Regions from separate parts of the Mus musculus genome. Here region 2 is linked to region 1. Evidence: chromatin loops called from intact Hi-C (ENCODE). Cell type or tissue: heart. All regions are shown on one strand. Links, peaks and the distances in the headings refer to the core of each region. The heading gives the core; the rest is flanking DNA.

Evidence for each region. A loop is a pair of places that touch in the nucleus more often than their neighbours do. Peaks named below come from ENCODE experiments on the same cell type or tissue, not always from the same donor. Only the 100,000 strongest peaks of a DNase experiment are listed, where the experiment ranks them.
Region 2: a loop joins it to region 1, with 2.1 times the contacts of the local background. A loop is called at or near these places in 2 of 42 quality-filtered maps.

Annotation. Positions count from the first base shown.
Region 1 is chr10:56,593,347-56,606,024 of GRCm38, reverse strand. No RefSeq gene overlaps it. Among named protein-coding and RNA genes, the nearest start is that of Gm36595, 170 kb to the right of the region's middle. In heart, for the core only: a CTCF peak has its summit at 5,820; DNase peaks (open chromatin) are centred at 5,874, 7,674 and 8,394.
Region 2 is chr10:56,995,703-57,008,380 of GRCm38, reverse strand. No RefSeq gene overlaps it. Among named protein-coding and RNA genes, the nearest start is that of Gm36827, 20 kb to the right of the region's middle. In heart, for the core only: a CTCF peak has its summit at 6,838 (motif pointing right); no DNase peak of the experiment used is centred there.

The DNA of each region.
Region 1 (12,678 bases), core at 1,581-9,580:
TGATAGTTGTCTGTCATGTACCATTGTGTCCAGCTTTTAAACATTTCCCTAGGAAAAATCAGTTTAAGGTTTCAAACAGAACTTCTGTCTTTGATCTTAAAATCAATTTCTAATGAAGACTTGCAGATCTGGATTTGACTGGAGATGAGGGGAGAGACAAAAATGTCAAAACGACTTTCTGGATATTAAACAGTTGTTTTAAAAGTTCCATGATTTCAGAGTATGTGACTAAGACACATATGGGTTAAATTTTCTTAAAATATACAAGGTTAAAAGAATTAAGAGAAGACTGGTTTGGCTCTGATTGACTGAAAACATTTACAACCCAGTGACCGTCCTCCCCGTGTCTCTTTGTTAAAGCTTCTCTCTGGCAAACCCTTCACTCTTATGAACTCAACATGTAGAAGACCAGGTTGGGACTGAGAAAGTAGTTGAAAAGTGAGTCATGAGATCAGTTGTTTCTGAAACTGGCAGACCATGTGGATTGCAATGTACCACTCCTGTGTTTATTTACAATTTTATTCTTCAAAATATATGATGCTGTTTTCAAATTATCTTCAAATCACACCTTTAAACATTGATATTTGCATCTTCCTTCCTACATATAATATTAGTTCTAGATTTAAGAATTGTTCAATCCTTTATTTTTAACGACATTAGAAAGAACTTCTATAGTTTCCTTGTAAATGTATATGCTTTCTAGGAGAGAAATATTAAAATTATTATTATTAAAATTATTAAAGTCCCAGAAAAGCCAATGAATGTATATTCAAGCAACCTTTCCATAGATGTTTCAACCTCCATGAGAAGTATGAATTCTCATTTTTATTCACCTGATCAGAGGCACATGCAAATTTACTCAATGCTTTTGTGCTTTTACATTGGACATTGTTCTTTACCAAGCAAAAATTGTTGAGCATGAATGAGATCGGTGTTTGAGGACTAAACTGTGTACAGTATTTATTTTTACTGTTTTCATTTTTATTACTTATCTGTAATCTGTGTAAATTTATGTGCATATCTGTATGCAGGTCATTTTAAAGACCAGGAGCAGGCATAGGATTCCCTGGAGCAGGAGTTACAGACATTTGTAAGCCACTGGACATGGATTCTAAAGTCCCAACACAAGGGATGGTAAAATGACAAAGACTATTAAACAATAAACCACCCCTCCAGCCTGTGCTGAAGTTCTTGTAAGTGCTATGTAGTTATTAAAAAAAAAAAAAAAAAAAGAAGTGTTCAGTAGTCAGCAGTAAGCTGGTGAAAGGTCCCAAGGAGGCAACTGCAGGGGATCCCACTGTGTACACAACTGGGCAAGTTTACCCCAACATATACCACTGTGGTCTATTCTCAACACAGACATCTAGTCGTTAACTGGGTCAATAACTGAAGCTCCCAAAGCTGCTTCCCCATTGAAAGTCATGAGTTTTAAAAGGCTTGTTGTATAAAGACTTGGAAGAAAAGAATCAGCAGAAGGGGATTTCAATGTTGCTGTTGCACAACAGTCATCAACAAGCAACTGTTGAGTTCTTAACATATTCAGAGCAATACCTGGGCTCATGGGAACAAACTGTAAGTACCTGTGCATAGCTGCCCAAAACTTGGAGTTTAGCAGACAGTAATGAGTATGTGTATGCTTTTATGACTATTTAAGGAGGTACTGGGAGAGAGAGAGAAAGGTCCATATAATGATCCTTGATACTTACTCAGAAAATGAAAGAAGCATATTAGAAAAACACCAATGCTTATTTTAACAAAAAACAATAACAATGTCAGAATCTTTGAGAATGGCCTCTCTTTTCTCTTTCAGGAAAGACTCAGAAGATAAACAAAGGTAAACAAAGGATATGAGGAGGAAGAGAGACAGAAGCAACATCTTGAGTATCCTGTGTCTCTGTTAATGTTGTCATTTAAGAGATTAGCATCCTAGATAAGGTAGCAATTACAAGGGTGAGCACAGAAAAACAGGATCCTTTGAATGTACAGCTGCCATGTTCTTATTATCTCATCCTTGGCTTCCTTCTGTGACAGCCCTTCTATAGAAATGCTTCTCTCTGACAAGGATTACACTTTCCCTCAATGGATCACAAATCAACAAATCAAAAAATAGGGAAATAAAATAAACATTCTCAAAATAAAGTCCTAATTTTTGTTACAAAAATTTATCAACCATTCAGCTATTTTAGTGAGTAGAATAAATCTAATGTGGATTTAAACACACCACACACACACACACACACACACACATAGGGCTGGCGAGATAGCTTGAGATAGCTTTCAGTTAGTAATGTGTTTGCCAGACAAGCATGAGATATGCAGACCTCATGAAAACAAATAAAACAAATAAACAAACAAACAACAAAACCTGGGCATGGTAGGAACAGTTGTAATCTCAGGGCTGCAAAGACAGACACAGGAGAATGCCTGGGACTGGCCAGCTATCATTGCTTACTCTGTGAACTCCATGTCATTGATACACCCTGTCTCAAAAACAGAGTGGATTGCTCCTAAGTAATACTAATCCAAAGGCTGTCCTCTCATCTCCATAGACATATACACACATATATACACACACATGCACCTATGTGCACATGCACACATACATATACACAACTATAGAGGCTGTTCATTAGAACAGGTATGTTTCACATCATGGAGAATTACTAGTATATGTATAACATATTTTGATTTGTAAGACTCTGATGAGCAGCTGGGCAGTGGTGGCGCTCGACTTTAATCCCAGCACTTGGGAGGCAGAGGCAGGCAGATTTCTGAGTTGGAGGCCAGCCTGGTCTACAGAGTGAGTTCCAGGACAGCCAGGGCTACACAGAGAAAACCTGTCTCAAAAAAACAAAAACAAAAACAAACAAACAAAACAAAACAAAAGACTCTGATGAGCCTTAGCTCCTGGGGACCCTCTGAGTGAACCATTCTGAGCTGGGGATCAAAGCAAAAGCAAGAGAAATTTATTGTTCCAGCACTCTGGGGTTGTCCTGTACCCGAAGGAGAGGCAGCAAACCCAGGCGGCCTGTTCAGCGAGTTTTTATACAGTTTCCAGGGGCAGAATAGAGCATCAGCAACTAGACACAATGTGATTGGCAGAACAGTGTGACTTTTAAACTGATTGGTCCTTAGGGAATGAGGTAGCAAGTGCTTGCCTTATCTCTTGGTAGACAAAGGTCAATGCCCCCTGTGCTCTTTCTGAGGAATGTAATCAGCCTCTCCCTTCCAGAGGGGAGGGGTGCCTATGTGCTTTATGACCTCTCTTCTAGGAGGGGATGGGGCCTGGTGGAATTTTCCAAAGGTCCTGAGCTGACCTCTTCAGATTCACCATTATGACTATGCAAAAAAATGTTTCGTGAAATATTCACTCCCAGAAATAAAAATATATTTGCATACTTTAAATTGATCGCATGGATTTATACTTGGGGTTGTTTAATTTATTTATTTATTTTTTTATTTTATTTTTTAGTGTGTCTGAGTGTTTTGCTGGCAAGTATGTCCATGCACCACATTTGTGCAGTGCTCATGGAGGAGGACACAAGAGAGCATCAGATTCCATGGAACTGGAGTTACAGACAGTTGTAAGCTGCCATGTGAATGCTGGGAAAGGATCCTAAGTCCTCTAGAAGCACAGACAGTGCTCTTAACTGCTGAGCCACCTCTCTAGACCCTAACACTTATGTTTTAGTGACAAATGAACTTGATTTTTGCTTGTTAGCTACACAAGAGTGGATTGATGACAGTTCTACTTGCTTTCCAGATGACCCACATTACCAGTAATGTGAGGGTAATAATCTGTGTTATAGTTAACAGTCTCTACTGTACACATGAGCACTGTGTCATGGCCAAACTGCTCCAAACATGTCTACACACCTACTCTTGGTATGTGTTTTTCTCTCTGCAGTAACAAGCTGTAGATCACACCATTTCAGGTGAAAATTTGGATAGTCCCAGTGGAAAGAATGACTTCACCCTACCCCCTGTCATCTCTGCTGGTATCTTTTTTAAAAAATGATTCTTATCATATTTACAATGTAAAAATAACATTTTTCAAATCAATCTTTGCCCCTAAAATGCATTGCCATTGGAGTGTACAAACTGTTTCCTTTCTGATTACCTGAACAGTGTTGTATTTGCACTGTGACATTTTATCTGAGATCTGATTTCTGGCTACTTACTAGTGGTAAAGATTTGTAGCTAGCTACCAGTTCTCCCATTGCTTGTATTGTCACTGTTGGCTACCAAAAATAATCCAAAGATTGCGTTTGGCTCCCAATTATGCATTGGTAGTGAATGAATAAAATCACTGAATCAAAGTAAAGGAATAATATGGCCACAAGACAGATATACCTGTGGACAGCCAGGATGAGAAAGCCTGGAGGAAGAGTAGTCTAGAACGAGATCAAAGGCAGCTGAGTATAGAGGATCTATCGGCAACAGGGAAAGGGAAAAGAGGGGAAGGGACCAGATTTGAAACCAAAGTTTCAAGGAAAGATCAATAAGCAGTTTGTTTCAGAAAACTCATCAAACCAGGACTCTCTGCTTCAAAAGTTTATCTTAGTCTTTAGTCTGATAGATGCTACAGGAGCAACAAGTAGCATCTTGACTGAGGGATGCTACAGGAGCTGGCTAAGGGAGAGGGCAAGTGCAAAGAGTACCATGTGTAGGTTTCAGAACACTGTAGAATGAGTGCCCTTAGGAGTTAATGGGTGACTGTGAATTATGTTGCACTCTATATCAGGAGGAGAGCGTACAAGACAGAGGCAGCTGCTGCTCCTGTTTTCCTTTTCCCAGCAGATGGTCTTGCTTACATGTTCAAAGGGCATTTGAAAATGAAGGCAATACAGAGTATAAGACCTGGAAGCAAAAGGCAAATGCCGGCTAGGAATAGGAAAGAGGAGGTGGATGACATAGTGCTGCAGTGGTCTCCTGAGGCTGCCAGAAGGAGGCCAGGACAGGTGTGGTGGGGTGGAGTGGGGGGGGGGGCTTGGGGGGGAAGGGCAGAGGGAAGAGCATTTCATGGTAAAGGGTGGAGGCAGAAATGAAGGCTCAGAATAATCACTGTCTGAGGGTTTGGAGGTAAGGAAACATTTCTTTGCAAAGTTGCTACCTTCTTTTGATTCCTTGCAGTTTCTGGCTTTTAAAGGGAGGCAAATGACCACAGTTGCTCACTTTTGATTAGGATCTCAGGGAGACAATTCTCAAGGTGTGTATTTACTTTCTCATATGTCTCTCTTTAGACGTTCTGGACTCTGTTCCCACCAAAGGCAGTTATTAATATGTGCTTTGCTATAGACCTTTCCAAAAGACAGGGATATGATACTTGAAAACATAATGTTCACAGCAAAGTCAGTCATAACTTCAAACATTACCATAAGATAGCTTTCTTTCTTTCTTTTTTTAAAAAAATCATTGGTTTTTTTCTTTTTTTAAGGTCTAAAGCGTTATTTCTATAAATTAAATAAAGGAAAACTTTGTATTCAATCAAAAAGTAGTTTGTGTGTGCTACATAAAATTCTTATTTATTTTTATCTTAGATCTAAAGAGAACTCAAGTAACCACACAAAATCTTTTTAATAGTTATCACAAAAGGATATACTGCTTTTTACAAAGCTGATTTGTGTATTATGCTTTCTGGAAGCTAGTCTAAGATTGTTATCAATGTCTAATGTCTAAAAGAAGGTTTTTCTCTCTGAGTATGTATAAAATATGGAAAAGACAAAGAGAAAAGGCTCAAAATTTCTAATATTTTCTTCAACATTGCATTCGTAACTTTGAGCCTTGGTATGTCTCCAAGGAGAGGCACTGTGTCCTTAGGTGGCGCTCAGCATCCTGTTTACAGCCCTCATCCTTGTAAACCTGGAAGCCAGGACTTCCCACATCACAGCAGCAGGCTTCTGTGAGAGGTTAACATCCTGTGTAAAAGGCATTTGAGTTTCTAACATCATAACACTGTGTTCTATGAACTCGTGGGAGAATTTTCTCACCGGGGCTTAAACAATTGGCCATCACACCTTTTTGAAGTTCATAAGAGTCATTTTGGATTTCAAAGATTTCTCACTAAGGGGAAGAAAACAGGCTAGAATTTTCACACAACCATTGGACTGAGCATTGTTAGATGGGGCCTGAACACCCTTGTTGTAAATCAGCACTTTTGTGCTTTTAATAACCTTAGCTGGAGATCAGAAGTGATGAGCCAAGTTTATTGTTCTTAATTTCTTCATGTCAAGCAAGGAAACCCTATGTTCATCTAGGATGAGAACAAGAAAGAATGCAAACGTAAATGTCCTTGAGATTATTTGGCTAACACAAATTTTGGAAATATCTCCTTAAACTACTTTGCTCTATGTTAAACATCCTCAGATTTTTCCACCCTGAACGAACTTAGGACAAGTTGTCTCAAAGCCATGATTTGTCATATAAAGCAAAGCTTTAACTCTTTCAGTACAGTTTGAATTATTTATAGAGTTCATGCTCCTTAAACCAAGAAACTTAATGAGATCATGACTCTGATGATAAAGGCGTCTTACTTACACGTTTTGCCTTAGTCCATGCAGAGTCCAGTGGCAACTTGCTCTCAGTCAGTACTGGATCCTGAGGACAAGAAACTGCAGACCTGCAAGGAGAGGAAATCACTCATAGTTACTCTAAAATTAAAGTACCTATTCCTGCTTTACAGTTTATCAGATGTTTCAGCCGGATGCTGATTGTTTTAAAACTGTCTAAACATAGTGTATTTCCTAAAGGAATGTTGGCAAACTGAACACTTGCTTCTAGTGACAACATCCGAAATTTTATTAACATAAAAAGGCAAATGAGTAAACAGACACACGGTGTTCATCAGCATATGTATTTCTTAGGAAAGCTAAGCCCCTGGAAAAGTAAGTCATGATTTTACAGTAGGTTATTAAGTACTAACCATAATAGAGATTTAACTTACTGTTAAATCCTTGAAAGTGAGGAATAATAGCCTTCTAACTTTGGATATGAATGTAATTTTTCCCTCGAGTCTTAATAAAGATTAGGCATCTGTGGATAAAAACCTCACAAACTAGAGAAAACACATTTTAAAATTCACTATCCCTTCAGAAGTCTGCCCCATCGCCTTGTACATCTACCTGTGGTTTGGTTTCTCTATGCTGTCAATTGAAAAGGAACCTACTTTTCTAGATTGGAGATTTTGCTTTTGGGGTTAGAACAGCTTCATTCCCCCACTCCGCTTGTTTTTAAGTACCCCATAGTTTCAGGCTCTTCCTCAATGAAGAATAATGATTTGACTGACAATTATTTTCAGCACATGACCAAAGGCTCTTTTGAAAAAAAAAAAAATCTCAAAATAACACAGGAAATACTGAAGGGCTAATGGCTCAGACTCCTACAGTTAAATTAGACTTACAGAGAAAAAAAATTAAAGGGATGAGTGTGTGTGGTAAAGCTCTTAAGACATTTTTAATGAATATAAAGTAGTCCATCCAACAGGTAAACACAGCAGTCTGAAACATGTTTTAAGAAACTACAGGAGTTAAAAATGTGCATCAGGAAGCTGCAGTGTAACACCATGCCGACGTCTTGAGGAAATAGACTTTCAAAGCATCGATTGTGCAATGCTAGATGAGTCACATAGGAAATTATGAGCCTGAATCCTGTTAAGACACCAGTGGTTCCAATAAATGCTCTGCTCTTCTTCCCTCTCTTCCAACACAGCTGTGCTGTCTTCTTGGTTTGAGGGTCATCCAGCTGCCCATGAGTAACCACTACTAATCTTTCCTGTTGTTGGTTTTTGCTTTGTTTCTACTTAATTAATAATCCATGTAGAATTCTTGTCTTACACCCTCTCTGACTTATTTCAAGATTGATAAGACACTGGTCACACAGTTCATGACTTTAGGATGGTGCCTTTTATTCAATTAGCCTAGCTGCCATTATTTTTAGCTGCAGGTAGCTGAAGGAATTCTTATAGTCCGAAGACTACAAAGGTACAAAATGGTTTAAGGCTGTGAATAATCAGTAAAAAAAAAATCATATATAGAGCACCATACACAGAAGCCAAATGTTTTCCGACAGACACAGATCAAGGGACCCAGCCCACCTTGGGTATTGGGGCAAAGGTTAAACATTGTTGATCACTGTTAAGTCTTGTTAAGAATTTTGGTTAAGCCTTTGTTAAAGTCTTTTTCTATAAGCACCTTTTGATGTTTCTCCATGGACAAATAAAACTGTTGAGAATATGCCATTTGAGAAAGCTTCCTTAATGCCTTATATCCTTGAATGGAGAGCTATCCAGAAAGAATGGCACTCCAGCTGCAAGAGCTAGTGTAATGACGGCTGCGGAAGGCAGGACTCCTGTTTGGAGTCCACAGCCTGTGTGAGCAGTGGAAACTTCCACTGGGAGCAAGACTAGCCCAAGTGAACTTTAGATGACCTGGCCTACAGCGTCTCTAGAGAGCCCCACGTCTGGTTGATATGACCTTTCAAAGGCTGTCATCAATCCAGTCCAAGGAAAGAAGAACACAACCCCTACACAGCAAAGAGCTGTGACTGGCAGATAGGAGGGCTATACCTATTCTTGGCTGCCATTGGCCTGGCTATTGGTATAAATTAGAACCACCCAGTTAGTATACTATACCCACGCTTTACAGTCCCTTCTAGCTACATAGCTAGCCAATCTTACTGCATTTTAAGTTAGTCCAGACAAATCATTGATCTCAGAATGCATATGCTTTGCAGCCGTGCAGAGTGGTGAAAATAATGAGGGCTGTTGTGTTGATGGTAGCAACAGCAACATGCAAGTAAGTAATGGCATGCAAAGGGCAACCAGGTGTAAAGGGCACACATGAAGCTAATACTGAAAATGCCAAGAAACTGAGGGTCCAGGCCACTGAAAGACATTCCAGAGAGCAGCCAGGGCTTAAAGACTCAGGATACTGTGCAGGATGCAACACTAGCTGGTATTAGAGACTAAGTCATGACACCAAAGGGTTGGAGCAAAAACTGCCTGGCACTGATTGATGTTACTACCAAGAGCTGAGGGCTGTCCCAACTGCTCAGTACTTGCCGTGGGAGAAAATCAAAACCTAGAGCAACAAACCTCCTATCTGAGCAGCTACACATATGATTCGGGTTTCTATCATAAGAACACAAGGATCTGCTTGGCAGGACTTGGATCTTCAGACAACATCCACCTAGCCCATGGGCTTTTGACTCTCCAGAACTGGAGTGTGGATAATAGTAGAGTTACTTATTGCCTTCCATGCAAGCAGAGAAGCACCAAGCAATCTGCTTGATACAAAGACTGATGCTTTAAGGTAAGAATGGAAGTTGGAAGAACTAAGCAAAAAAGAATAAAATACCCTAGAAGTAATAGATCCTTAGACTCTTTGGAAATGTCTGTGACAAAAAAATAAATAAATAAATGTAATATTGTGCCCAAAACCTGTTGGGTTTGGATTGGTTTGGTTTTTGTCCCTGTTTTGACATTTTAAGACACATTTCCCGTGTCCCAGTTGGTTTGAAACTTCCTATACATCACAGGATGACTTTGAACTGTTGGTCCTCCTGCCTGTACCACCCAAAGATTGGGATTACCACCATACCTACTTTTTTGTAGGACTGACAACACCCTGATAACCACGCTTTATCCCTAACCAAAAGGGTTAGTGTGTGTGGGGGGGGGGGGGGGTGGAAAGGGGGACTAAGGCATGTTTATGTACTTGTATATGGAGACCAGAGGACAGCCTCAGCTGTCATTCTCAAGAACACTACTGCCTTTGAGCCAGGGTTTCACACTGGCCTGGACCTCACCAATTATGCTAGACGAGTTAACCTATGAGTCTTGGGATGTTCCTGTCTGCCTCCTCAGTACTCTTATTACCATTGTGCACCACTATGTCCCAGAGCCTTACAATGATTCTGGAGACTGAACTCAGGTCTTTTGAGACAGATCCTTCATCAACTAAACTACCTCCAACACTACTTTCTTCCTTCCTTCCTTTCTTTCTTTCTTTCTTTCTTTCTTTCTTTCTTTCTTAATAAACTAGATTTGAGGTTGTTTTCTAATGCTGAATTAAACAACTCAAATACTTTTGAATTCTTTATTTTCTTGGATTTCTGTGTGGCAGTGCTGATATTTGATACCCAACTGTACTTAGAAGGTTGCTGAAGTGAATGGTTGACTCTTATCCAGGTTATCAGGTCAACTCATCAAGCAGTTATTAATACCTGCTGTGTGTGCTGCACTAGTGCCTTGGAAATTGGTACAGAGGACGGATTGTGGTTAAAATCCCACGTGCTTTTCTCAAAGCTCGTCTGTTGAAACTTGCTCTGCAAGGCAACAGTGTTCAGAAGTGGATTTTGGGAAGCAGTTGGGTCATGAACGAGTTAATTAATGAATTCCTAGCTCAATCGTCTATTGGTAAGTGGTAAAAGTGTCAGGAGGAAGGCTCTTAATTGTAGAAAGCGAGTCATTGGAAACATGCCTTTTAGAGGTACATGTTGTTCTTGGCCCTTCTTAACCCTCATCTTTCTCTCTCTTTCTGTCTTTCTCTTCTTCTGTCCTCAAGCCATTACAGGGTGATGGCCCCAAAGCAATTCTAATACCATACATTATTACAAAACTTTTAAATAAATCACACACACACACACACACACAAAGGCATTGTCCTGTCTTTGAGGGATTTCGGAAGTCTGTGGCACAAAATAGTTTTTCATCGCCTTTTCCTCCACACAAAATTGGCACATGTATAATTCTCATTGAGAGAACATCTTGGAGAACTGTCCTGTCCTTTGCAAACATCTACTGCATATTTCAAGACCTTAGGTTGTTGTGGGCTTATTTACTACTCCTCCTTCTACCAACTTCCATGTCTAGCTACCCGAACTCATCATCTAAGCTCTTTTTCTTTTCAATTACATCTATTTATTTGTGCATTGTATGTGTTCACAGTCCTTTATGGGTGTGTGGAGGCCAGAGGATGACTTAGAGAGTCATTTCTATCCTTTGGCTAGGGAGGGCCCAAGGATGGAACTTAGATCTTCAGTATTGGTAGTAAATCCCTTTATCTCCTGAGCCATCATGCCAGTCACAATATTTTCTTAGCAAATTTCCAATTATCCAGAGTCTGAAGTTTTTTCTTTCCTACCTATATTAAGGTATTAGGAGTCATTCTTTAGAAACTGTGCTTATAGCATGTACAAGAATATAAAAATGTATATATTGAAAGTTTTATTTTGTTCAAGTTATCTTCCAACGTCATTATTTTCCATACAATTATCATGAGAGTATGTTTTTTTTTCTTTTGAGACAGAGACTCAGATTTGTAACTTAGGTTTGTCTTGAACTGACAGCCTTTCTTCCTATACTCCCAAGTGATGTGAGTCCATATACCACCAAACACAGTTTACATAGTCAGTTTTTCTAGTATCCACCTAACACTTGAATATAGAATTCAGTAAACCAAGTCTTTTTCAGTTCTTTATTGAATGAAAAATATCGAATGTATAGCAAAGCTTAACGTGTCATCCAATGCCATCCTCCTAACCCTTCCCACCTGGACTCAGTGATGTTACCATATTGCTATCACTTACTATGTCTGTCTATCAAATAAATGCAGCCATGTGACATAAGTACAAAAATTGTATAAGTACAAAACTTCCCTCTAATTTTGTGTGTTACATAATGGATATAATATGTGGTTAAAAACAAGAATCCATAAATGTTCTTTTTTCCTTTTAGTGGGTTTTTTTTTTATGTTGTTGGGTACTTTTGTTTGTTGTTTGTTTCTGAGACAGAGTTTCTCTATGTGTCTCTGGCTATTCTGGAACTTGCTATGTAAACCAAGTTGGCATCAAAATCATAGTGATAGATGGGCCTGCTTCTGCCTCCTAGGTGCTGGGATTAAAGGTTTGTGTCACCACACATGGTTTTATACGTAGTTTACAAAGGCTACTTTGATATTTTCCTCATATTTCTTCCACAGTCTATGCACCCTAAGGAAGAATTTTTCCTAAATCATTTAATAGATTTTTCATCCTGTTGCAGATACTTTGTTGCTATATATAATTTGATTGAAAGAAAGGGTACAATACATCAATTACAATGTATATTATAATTCTAAATGTTGATATAACATATAACCAAGGCACAATCTGAAAGGAAGTAATACAGACAGGAAAAAAAAAAAGAAAGCTAATGTTCAGGAAGTTTGGACCCATGTCTTAAAGGAAACAATATCACTCTGTGTGGAACAGAGAAAAATGTTTGTTCCACAGATGCAGCTATCTTTTCTGACCTTAAGCATCTTAACCCAGAGATGTAAGACCCTGAAGACAGAGCGAGTAGTAAGAAGACTGATTTCTGTCCTCACTGTTAAAGATAACTACTCAAGGCCAAACCATGAGGTGCAGACATAATTAGCATAGTCACAGACAAGGCATGGCTACATTTTCCAAATACTTTCAGGAGGATTGCAAAGTCTAGTCTGAAGTTAAAATACACTATAAATTTTGGGTTCTTTCCTTAGTTGATTTCTTTGCACACTATTCAGATAACCTAGAACTTTTTCTGTATTGTAGAGTTGGACTTGAATGGAAGCAAATTACTAATCATTAAACTAAGAGATAGGCAACTGGGTTTGGTTACTTATCCACTCACCCAGTGTACATGCTGGGCAAGCTCTC
Region 2 (12,678 bases), core at 2,484-10,483, 400 kb before region 1:
GGACAGAAATGAGAAAAAGTAACCCTGAGATTCTGAAATTTTGAACCTTAAGAAGGATGCTTAGAAACACATGAAACTGAAGAAGAACGAAGACGAAAGTGTGGATACTTTGCCCCTTCTTAGAATTAGAAACAATCACCCATGGAAAGAGTCACAGAGACAAAGTTTGGAGCTGAAACAAAAGGATGGACCATCTAGAGACTGCCATATCTAGGGATCCATCCCATAATTAGCCTCCAAACGATGACACCATTGCATACACTAGCAAGCGTTTGCTGAAAGGACCCTGATATAGCTGTCTCTTTTTGAGACTAGGCCGGGGCCTAGCAAACACATAAGTGGATGCTCACAGTCAGCTATTGGATGGATCACAGGGCCCCCAATGAAGGAGCTAGAGAAAGTACCCAAGGAGCTAAAGATATCTGCAACCCTGTAGGTGCAACAACATTATGAACTAACCAGTATCCTGGAGCTCTTGACTCTAGCTGCATATGTATCAAAAGATGGCCTAGTCGGCCATCACTGGAAAGAGAGGCCCATTGGACATGCAAACTTTATATGCCCCAGTACAGGGGAATGCCAGGGCCAAAAAGTGGAAGTGGGTGGGGAGGGGAGTGGGGGGAGGGTATGCAGGACTTGTGGGATAGCATTGGAAATGTAATTGAGGAAAATACGTAATAAAAAAAAAAAAAAAAAAAAAGAAGGATGCTTAGTAATGAGTATCCTCCAAATATTTGACTGACATCTATTGTCCTGCTATGTGGGGGTGGAAGAAGGGGATTTCCATTGCTGATCCTAGGCCAGTGTATGGTTTGTCTACATGCAAACATGGTTTAGGCTCTTCACCCTTATCTCTTCGGAAGTTTGATAAGATATCATCTCCTTGCTTTAATCTGAAAGTATGGTTGTTTGTAATACCTATTATTTCCCAAAGAGCATTAAGCACATGTATTTCTTACATCCTTTCTTCTCCTAATACTCTCAATCTTTTCTTATTACATTGACTCTTCTTGTTGTGTGTGTAGATATGCCTTCCCAAATGGGATCCAGAAGTTTGCTTGTTAAAAAGAAAGTCATCCTTTTATCTTGTAAGAATAAAAACTACTTCAAAGCAATATGTTCATCCTCAATACACTCATTTATTGCTTAATATCACCACTGCGATACTGCTTCTCCAGGAGCATCAGGAAGTAGCATGACTAGTTCCCCCTGAGACAACCTTGTAGAACTTCCCCCAAAAACTTAGAAAAGAAGCACAAATTTAACCTGTATTCTCAGAGATTAAAAGCCCAACACAAGGGAATATAAAATGAAACACTTCAAAACGTGAAATATACAATGAACTGTGATATCTTGTAGGTCAAATGTTTGTATGATCTACAGAGAACTGAAATGTCTCACTGGCATTGGTCCATGGCTCACTGATGCTAAAGGAACCGGTATAGTTTTCCATTGGATGAGATGCTGTATCCTTTGCAATGAGACAACTATCTTTCATAGCTTCACCAACATCCATTGCTGATGGAGTCATATAGCAGTTTACCACAAGGTTGTAATCTCGGTAGAAGACAGCTGTGCTAACGTCTCTGTTTGCCTATAATTTATGGCCAGAGGGTAGATACCTTGAGTAATGTGTGCTCGTTTGTTCTTAAATGAATAAAGAAATAAACAAAGTAACAAGCCCAGAAGATTGAAGGCATATTGGATACTGGGGCACTTCAGATTATTATAGTTATATTATTATAACTTACACAGTGCTTATTATTAAGAAATGCTGAGAAAGGAACTTAGGGATACATAGTCCACTGCCTAGGGCCATCCGGCCCAGAAATTACAGAAGATTAGAGTTCACCTTACTTTGGTGTACAGATTACATTTTTAAAACCACTATCTTACATGAGGAAAATCTAAGTTCACATGTGAATATTCACTAGCAGACACATTCTCAACTCTTATATCTGTCTCTTAGTTTAATAGGTAGATTTGTTGCTGAGGATAACTCCAGTCGAGTCTCCTCAGTTACAGGATTTTAGCTTCTATGTCCCTTCTTTGTAAGCACAGGTTTGTTAGAAATTACCCCCATTGATTTGTGATTCATGACTTAACAAGTAACTGGTACAGTCTAATTTTGTTTTTATGAATGTTCTACTCAAATTTTTGAATGTTATTCTTGACCTGCTTTACTTCAAGATAGAAAGTATTCTAGCCACTTGGGCTTAAGTAGTTTTATTGAAGTAAATCTCAAATACCATACTCACTACTTACATTAAAAGAATTTGCCACTTTTTTGCCTCTCTCTTAGTTTGTTCAGAGTTCAGCATCGACCGCTCAATTAATTTTAGAACACTTCCATTTAGAACCTGTCCTGTGCTCCTTCCCTGATGTGTACAATGTACTCCATGTTTCCAGTCCTAGGAATCTTTATTGTCTCATGATTTGCTTATTCTGGATGTTTCAAATAGATATGATAAGTGTGTGTGTGTGTGTGTGTGTGTGTGTGTGTGTGTGTGTGTTTTCTTCCATGTTGCATAATGTTTACAAGTTTTGTCCATGGTGTAGAATATTTGGTGCACTTAATTTTATTCTGAACACTACTTCTCTCTGTGTTTCTACAATGTTTATCCTTTCTTTAGTTGGTGGATCTTTGGCTTGTCGCGGTTCTTTTAAATGCTGCCTCTGTCCATGTGTAAGGTTTGGGTGTAATTTAACTTCATTTCTCACGGCTACATACCTGTGAGTAGGATGGCTGCCACGTCTTATGGGAAGTCCAGGTTTAAAGATTTGAAGGACCACTAGACTATTTTTCCAAGTGGTGTCTTATTTTATATCCTTCTGACAGTGCGCAGTGTTTCAGATGTCTTCACCTCCTGGTCAACACTGAAGCAAGTTTTTATTTTAGTATTTAATGGTTGTGAGGTGGCCTTTTATTGTGGTTTTTATTTGCATTTTTTTCTTAACATAGCTTCCTAAAAATGATAAAAGTATTTGTTAAAGAAATTAAAAATCATTCAATATGCAACAATTTCTACTTTTTAGATTCTTCAGTCTGTTCCTTAGCCGACAGTCGAATCTGCTATATGTTGTACACATCTTACAATGAAAGTGGTTAAAAATCCCTGTACAGTTAAGATTGTTCTTCAAATTCCCCTTGGAAATTACATTAACTTGAGCTCTGCCCTTGGATGATTACAGAACTCTGTCTAGTGAGAAAGTTATATCATAAAGGATAAGTGAGCATACTTGGAATCACATCTCCCATTCTCAAAGAAGTCTCATCCACTTAAAGTTAAGCCCAGCTTCTCAATACTTTTGACTTTGAATTCACTTTTTAGGAGTAATAAGAATAAAATAGAAAAAAATATGATTTCTCTAAGTTAATGGGATTTTACAAAATTGAGCAATTGTGGCCCATTGAAATAGACAGTGGTTATTACTGCCACTCTAAAACGGCATAGGCACATTCTTCAATAGGAATTTCATTGTAGGATGAGAACCTTCCAAAAATTTGTTTACACACACACACACACACACACCCCTTATAATGTAACAGTAGGAAAACTCTTATACGAACATATCAGGGAGTTATTAGCTGAACTTAAAGATAAGCTTACAGGAGAAGCTGTATGGTTAAGCAACAGAATTTCTTATTTTTAAAATTAGTGAATATGGAATTAGTGAATTTCATATTTTTAGAACTCCTTAACAATCTATTTGTGCTTAAAAACCCCAGCAAATAAGTTCTCTGGCCTTTGTGCTTTGCTGCAGAAGTATTCTTTTTTAGTTGTTCCCATGGTTTCCATAAAATTTGTGCATGATTCTTCATCTTTAATCACTTATATGCACACACACACACACACACACACACACACACACACACGCACATCCTTTTTCTCTCAGATTTAGAATTGATCAAACTCCAAAGACAGTCTATTAACTATAGAATTTAAATGAAGCCATTTCTATTCTTCTTCTTCTTTTTTTTTTTTTTTTGCACTTGGTTATCTTTTTTCATTTTTTATTCTTTATTTTATTTATTTACATTTCAAATGTTATCCCCTTTCCCAGTTTCCCCTCCACAAGCCCCCTATTCCCCGCTCTCTCCCCCTGCCTCTATAAGGGTGCTCACCCACTCACCCACCCACTCCTGCCTCAGCAGACTAGAGTACCCCTATCCTGGGTCATCAAGCCTCCAAGGGGCTCCCCTACCAGTGATGCCAGATAAGGCAATCCCCTGCTACATATCCACCTAGAGCCATGGGTACTCTCTGTGTACTCTTTGGTTGGTGGTTTAGTCCCTGGTAGCTTTGGGGGGTCTGGTTGGGTGATATTATTATTCTTCCTATGAGGTTGCAAACCCCTTCAGCTCCTACAGTGTTTTCTCTAACTTCCCCTTGGGGTCCCTGCACTCAGTCCAATGTTTGGCTGTGTACATCTTTATCTTTATTGGTGTGACTTGATTTCTATTCTTACAAGTAGCCTATAGTAAAAGTTTTGGTGCAGAGCTTTGATATCATTCATGCAATAGAGAGAAAGAAAGCAGAAAGAGGGGGAAACATGTTCATACTGTATTATCTCTGGATTCTTTTGTCATTTTCAAATGAGCCTAATCTTAATGACTGTAAGACTTCTGACAATGTTCTTTAAAACAACATAAGCCGACCATGGTGGCACACACCTTTAATCCCAGCACTCGGGAGGCAGAGGCAGGTAGATTTCTGAGTTCGAGGCCAGCCTGGTCTACAAAGTGAGTTCCAGGACAGCCAGGGCTATACAGAGAAACCCTGTCTCGAAAAACCAAAAAATAAAAAAATAAAAAATAACAACAACAACAAAAATCCACAACATAAAACAAAACAAAACACCTGTAATAGCATGGATTCCAAATTGAGCACAAAAATCCATTCTGAGCTTGGAAAACGAATTAGAATCATGATTCCAATTCTTCTTCTGATCAAATGTTAAAATGAGAAGAGATCACCAAATAAGAGAGTAGGCAGATGCTGAGTCTGAATTATTTTGAAATCCTAAACAAACCCCACTACAGAGGCCCAGAGCCAGGTTCCATGTGCTATTCCACATGCTCTGTGGGTCTGTGACTTGCTCCAGCAGCTGTTGTCAGCATTTCTCAGGTCTGTCCTGAGCTATCACCAAGAGGCATCTCTGTGAAGACTTGCCTTCTGCCTCCACCATATGTCCTTGTCTAATCCCAGAGTAAGTTTCAGTGTTACTAACAACCCTCAGGACAGTGTCCTGTGAAGAAAGCGCACCCCTCCAGTGCTTGCGTTGCTATGGTCATTGACATCATTAGTTCTGTAGATTCCTGGCTCTTTGGAAGCCTTTGGTTTGAGAAATGGAAGGAGGTGGTTGTATGCAGACTGAGATCGTGTGCATTTGAATGGTCGCATTGCTGTCAAACTTGCCTTCTGTGCTGCTGTTTTCTTCTTCTCCTCCTTTTCCTTCTTCTCCTCCTCCTCCTCTTTCTCCCCCTCCTCTTCTTCCTCCCCCCTCCTCCCTTTTCCTCCTCCTCCTTCTTTTTCTTCTTCTTCTCCTTCTTTTTCTTCTGTGTTTCAAAGATTGGTAATATTGTACATCTTGAGTATTATTCTCAGAAACCCTCCCGAATATGATTCATCTGGCTGATAGATTACTTTCATTTCCTAATTTGATATATATTATATAATTTGAGAATGTGCCTCATACAGTTTCAAGAGCTTCAATGCAACAACGGAAACAAACATCTGGACCCATTTTATCAACTTGCTCATTCCTATCTTAAATGAGAAAATAGTATATTTTTAATTGAAAATATATTTTTTCATAAAATATATTCTATTATAGTTCCTCCTCTCTCAGCTCCTCCCAGATCCTCCCTATCTCCCTATACACAAAATCAACATCCTTTCTTGCTCTCTCTCTCTCTCTCTCTCTCTCTCTCTCTCTCTCTCTCTCTCTTAAAGGAGAAGGTAGCATATTCTTTTACAAATATTCCATCCCACAGATATTGGTTACATCCATTTATAGAATCAGAAGCTTATAGGAAAACAGCATGAATGCCACAACCATGGAACTGTTCAGTGTAATATCTGCATGCAGCCTATAACAACAATAACAGTAACAACACTCTCCTGATTTGGGTGCAAATAGAAACCAAATGGGGCTTAATTCTCATTAATCAAAGTATAGGGAGATTTTCACTGCATTATCCATCCTTACTTCAGCCTAACTCTCATAAATTTGTAAGTGACTGATTATTGACACCATACAACTTGCAACACAATAGATGGAATTATTGATAATGCCTATGTAGGAACACATGGGACTGACCTAAATATTTCCAAGCTTTATAGTATTAAAGGGGGAGAAATAAAATAGCCTTGGCTCATTTTCCTTTCATTCTCCGACTTGACAGTCCACGTGAGCATTTTCCTTCTCCCCAGACTGTCCGTCATTGGGCAGTGTGCTTTGCTCTACGGACCTCACACCTTTTCATCCCTCATCCCCATCTAGCTTTTACTCCGAGGCTCTAGAACTCTGAAGACTTGTTTACACTTCTAAAGTGTGACATTTCCTTCCATTCAGGGGAATTCAGTTCAAAGTGGTACTCTCTACAAAAAACCACAGAGTCGAAATTACGATCAAATGATCCGTTTTCTTGGACCTCAATCTCTTCTTGTACTAAAAAGAAAAAAAAAAAGTCTTGACAATCAAAACAGACGGCACCTGTCCTGCTTGTAGCTTCGAATAAGCACGTGTAAAATGTGACTTCCGTAGACTGTGACAAATGGCCTATCACAGATCAAATTACTGTCCTAGAATATTTACCGCTTCAGTAGCATGAGTTGGTCAGTAGATGGCACTGTTTGTTACATTAAAAAAGAATCGCTGCCGCCTGAGACATCACCTGATCAGGATAAGGAAGGGTAGGAGGGGAGGCGACCCTGCTCTCACAACAGAAACTGCGTTGATTTCTTAGAGGTTAAAGTGACCTTGAAAAGGATCCCAGCACATCTCTCTGGTTTTTCAAAAGGAAAGTTCTATTTTGGATATTCTCAGAGGGGTGGATATTTTTAACGCACTTCATTTACCCCTTTCAAACGGGAGCTACTCAAAAAATTCTGTATCCGAATCACATCTTTTTTCAGTGTTCTTGTCTTCAGTCCTGAGGTGAATATAGAACACTTCTTTACGGTTTCTTCCTGAAAACTCTGCCGAGGTCTTGAGGGAGGTTCACTAGTATCCGACATAAGCCTTTTGTGCTTCCTTGGTCCCTCTAGTCTGTTTCTCAGACTGTACATCAAATCTGCTCCCTCTTGAATTCTAATATGCCATTCAGTCAGGCCCACTATACAGCATAGTATCTGGATGTATACCTTATTATTAGATAATAAAGATATGTGAATGTTGACAGGACACAGAAGATATTCAGGGTATTTTTATTGGCCCCAAAGATTTCCAATCTTTAGAGAAATTGATCTATCAAAATGAACGGAAATAACGTAACTACAGAGTACAAAATATTGACTTCAACCATTTTAAACCAACTGTCTCTTTTCATCTGATTCTTATTTTTCTATGTTTTCTTTTTCTTTTAATATTTTTATTAGGTATTTTCCTCATTTACATTTCCAATGCTATCCCAAAAGCCCCCCCCCACTCCCCTACCCACCCACTCCCCCTTTTTGGCCCTGGCGTTCCCCTGTACTGGGGCATATAAAGTTTGCATGTCCAATGGGCCTCTCTTTCCAGTGATGGCCGACTAGGCCATCTTTTGATACATATGCAGCTAGAGTCAAGAGCTCCAGGATACTGGTTAGTTCATATTGTTGTTCCACGTATAGGGTTGCAGATCCCTTTAGCTCCTTGGGTACTTTCTCTAGCTCCTCCATTGGGGGCCCTGTGATCCATCCAATAGCTGACTGTGAGCATCCACTTCTGTGTTTTCTATGTTTTCAATGTAAGAATTTAAAGTATTTTCAAGTAAACATTCAAACTAATTTGATATATATATATATATATATATATATATATGTAAATATATATACTGGATCATAAGATATCATCCATTTTTTTAAGCGCTGGTGTTTTCTCTGCTACATTTTAAATCTCACAGAAGCATGTAACTTTTTATATGGCATCGACCACAAGAGTTTCACAGTACATACTTGATAATGCTATACAATGGATGCTTACTAAGCATTAGTTGAATGATTTAACAAATTGTTCCATTTAAGCTAACTATCATCCAGAGCATTGCCAGCTACTTTCAAGATATAGTTTTATTAACTGTCACATCACCATTAAGTTCCTGTATTAAGTCTTTACTACACTGTGCCAAGTCTATAATTTTCCTTTGACAAAGTAAAAACAAGCCTTGAAAAATTAATTCTTCAAATTATGAGTGTATATAGTGCAGCAAATTATTCTGTATAATTTTTCTGAGCAAAATATTGTTATAAACATTTCCATTGTATTTTCTTACAATTAAACTTTAGTTATTTTAATTCATTTGGAAATATTTAGGGTTTAATTTTAAGGATTTTTTCTCTTTATTGAGTTTGCATTATTTGTACTGTTGCTGTTTAGGCTGCCACTTTAACTTTGCTAGTGATTATTTTTATTCATTCATTTTTGAAATTAAGTTTGTTCACTTTATTTTATAGTTAGTGTTTTGTCTTTACGTATGTGTACCATATGTGCTCTTGTTTTCTGCAGTGGTCAGAGGGGGGATTGGAGCCAAAAGTAATTGTGAACCACCATGAGGGGCCTGGGAGTTGAATTCTCTAAGAGTAATAGGTCCTATTAACTACTGAGCTGTGTCTCCAGTCTCTCTCTCTCTCTCTCTCTCTCTCTCTCTCTCTCTCTCTCTCTCTGTGTGTGTGTGTGTGTGCATGCAGATATGTCTTTGTGTTTGTGTGTGTGCGCGCATGTTCATGTGTGCTAACCTACATGTATACCCCCTGTATGCAGGTTCTGATGGAAGCCAGAAGGAGTTAAGAAGACATCGGACCTGTAGTTAAAGCTGGTTGTTAAGCAGCCTGATATAAGTGCTCGGAACTGAGCCTGGATAGTTGGCAATAACAGCAAGTATTCTTAACATGTAGGTTACCTCTTCTGTCTCAGCTACTGGTTATTAACTATAGAAGAGTGAATACATTGTAATTTTCCTATGCAGAACCCAGAATTTTATCACAAAAGATACCATGTAAGATCATTAACATGTGATTATTGAGTACGCCTATTATGTGAGGAAATCACTTGGTATTCCGTACTATCACTTGCCGTCCTGTGAATGTATTTAAAACAAATAGGTACTGTCTCTTTGGGGGAAAAAAATTGATACAGATGACAGTAAATACCGGAAACAGTATTTAAATTAGGGAAATAGAATTTAAAACCACAATGTGATTCCCCTGTGGAGACTGAGGTGGTAGCAGATCCTGCAGGAGATGTGGAATTACTTCCTACAAAGCTTGTGCATATTTAGAATCATGTGGCTACTCTGGCAAGCAGTTTACTGTGTCTTGAAAACTAATGTGCCGTTAGCATATGGGGCAGTACTTACCTCGCTATGTGAGGTGATTTCTCAGACAATGTGGAAGAGTGTCATGCTGTGAGGGAAAAGAAACAATGTCTAAAGGTCACATGCTGTATGATACCATGTAACGTGCTTGAATTGATAAAATTACAGAGATGGGGAATAAATTAGTGGTTGTAGAGGTTACAGATGGTGGTGGGGGTGGGCACTGTCATGTGGCAGTGATATAAAAAGGTAGCAAGGGGGAGAAAATTAGAGGACATTATGTTAAGAAAAATAACTCAGTCCCCAAAAACCAAACTGAGCTGGAGAGATCGCTCTGTGGTAGAACACTTGCCCTGTATGCTTGAAGCACTTGGTTCAGTTACAAGAACCACAGAAAAGAAAAAAAAATGAAAAGAAAATAGAACAAAAACAAATAAAGGAAGGAAGAAAAACGGGAGAAAAAGAAGGAAGGATGGAAGATGGACAGACAAATACTGCCTGCTAACACCTTCATGTTTTAACTAAAATTTATCTTCCATAGTAGGGAGTAGAATGGTAATGGTGGGAACCTGGGAATGGTGTGATGGTCTCATGGAAACAAGATAATATGTAAGTATATAACTGTATAAAGTGAAATGAAATCTCAGTGGTAATAGAACAGTTCAGTATTTTGAGTGACATGGTCACGCTATGAATATATTTAGGGAAAAAGTGTCACACTACACTTATACACATACACAGACACACAATACACACAATATACAGATACACACATAAACACACACATACACATGCATACACACATATACACATAAACACATACACATGCATACACACATACAATGCATACACACATATACATTCATACATATAAACTTATACACTCATACATTTATACATTCATACACACACAGACACACATGCACACAGACATACACACACACACACACACACACACACAGAGAGATACACACACATACACACATTCTAGCACTCTCAGTGTCAACATGTCCTATCTTGAATCTGTACTATGGTGTGTAAGTTATAACTATGGGTGAAAAATACATTCTGCTTTTCTATACTGCTTTCACGCCTTCCTGTGAATCTATAATTTCTAAAAGTGGGTGAACATTTGAGTCATTTACTGGCATGTTGGTGTAAATTCTAAAAGAGGCAGTTTGAATTTTTATTTTTTTTTCTTTAATGCACTCACTCTCTTATTTGATACACCACAACTCTTTTCTTCTGGTGAACTTGCTTTAATGTTAAATAGATCAGTCTTTCAGAGCAATCTTTCCAGCTTCTAACATAGTAAACAGATAGGTATGCAGAATTAGTTATTTTGCAATTTTTATAGTTGATGACAACAATTAATTTGGAATATTCTGAGGTTGATTGAGAAAGGGGCTTGCTTATTTTAAAAGGAGTATTTTATGTGGAAGATAAGTATTTAAAATATCCTATTTATTAGAATATAATAAATGATGACAGAATGATGATTATCTTTGGGGGGTGCTATTTTAACTGAGAAATTATTAAAGTAGAATATCTGCTCGCACTCCTCATGGTGCACTTAAATCTGCAGAGGAAGAGAAACTTTGAGGAATAAGTCTGCCGTGATCTCACATCAAATGACAGAGTCTCCAGACAAATGCTTCAAAGTCTCGCTTGGTGCACAGATGTAACTAGAAGCAACCTGACTTTACTGAGATCAGTTGTCACCAGCTCTAAAGTACCCTGACTTAGGGTCAGAGCACAGAAAGGAGGAAGTTGAATTCTCCTACTAAAGGACTCTGGAAAGTCTTATTCTAGAATAATGTTGGTGGAATTTTAAAATGTAAAAACTAGAAGATTTTTCAATCACTCATCAAATAGATAACTAATATCAATTGTTTAGCAAACATGCGGCCAATCCCTGCAGCTTTCCCATACATATGTCACTTGTGAAAATTAGCCTTCTAAGAACCTATAAAACTTAAAAAAAAATCCAGGAATAACTTATTTGAACTTTTGACTTGTTAAGTATTTTTCTCCATGAATATAATTTTGAAAAGTTGTAAAGCTGTTTTACACTTATATTATTTCATGTGCATGACTGTTTCCCTGAATGCATGTATGTGCACCACATGCATGCCTGGTATCTACAGAGGTTAGGAACAAAACCACCAGATTCCCTCGAACTGGAGCTACAAATGGTTGTAGCCACCATGTGGATGCTGGGAATAGAACTCGGGTCCGCAACGAAAGCTGCAAGTGCTCTTATCTGTTGTGTATTCTGGGCTTCTCCTTGAAACAACTTTATACTTTGTTATGCATATGTGGTAATTGGCTTTAAGATAAGGTTTATAAATTGCTTTTTTAAGAATTTGTTTCTGCTGGGTGTGATGTTGCAGGTCTTTAATTGAAGTACTTGAAAGGCAGAGGTAGAGGCAAGTTTACCTATATTATTTCAAGGCCATTTTGGTCTATAGAATGAGTACAACAGGGCTTACACTGTGAGACACTCTCTCAAAAAATTGTCAAAATGTAATTTTCATTTCTGTGTTGAAGGGTTTTGGTTTTTTCTTTGTATATTGACTTTTATTTCTTTCATTTACTACTTATGTATATACTCATTATGATACACAATTAACAAAATTAACAGGATTTTGACAAAATAACAAACTTAATATTTCTTTCTCTAGTCTCAGGTTTAGCATGTATTTTCACATGGAGCTAAATGTACAGTATTGACCTATACCCATGCCTCTGACTTGATTTCCCTCACATTCTATACTTAATGAGCTCCTTGAGTAGAAATCTCAGGAGTACTGTGTATGACCCTGACTGTGAAGAGGGCTCTGTGGTGGATGCTTAAAACTAATGTGGTTATAACCTGTATTCAATACATCATTTAAGTAACTTGAGTATAAGGAAAGAAAAGCAATGTGGTGTTATATACTAGCACTCTACTGATGGCTATGAGGAGCTAAAATAGAGACTCTCATGGCTCAGCCTTCCTAAGTGAGGTTCACTTGTTCTCACTCTGCCACATGCCAGCTGCAAACATGGCACCTACATGTGCTCAGCACCCACCCACTTCTGTAAACCAGAACATTATTGTGCTGAAATTTACATAAACTAGGAAATGTCTTTCCTCTTAGTAGCTCAGGTTTTCT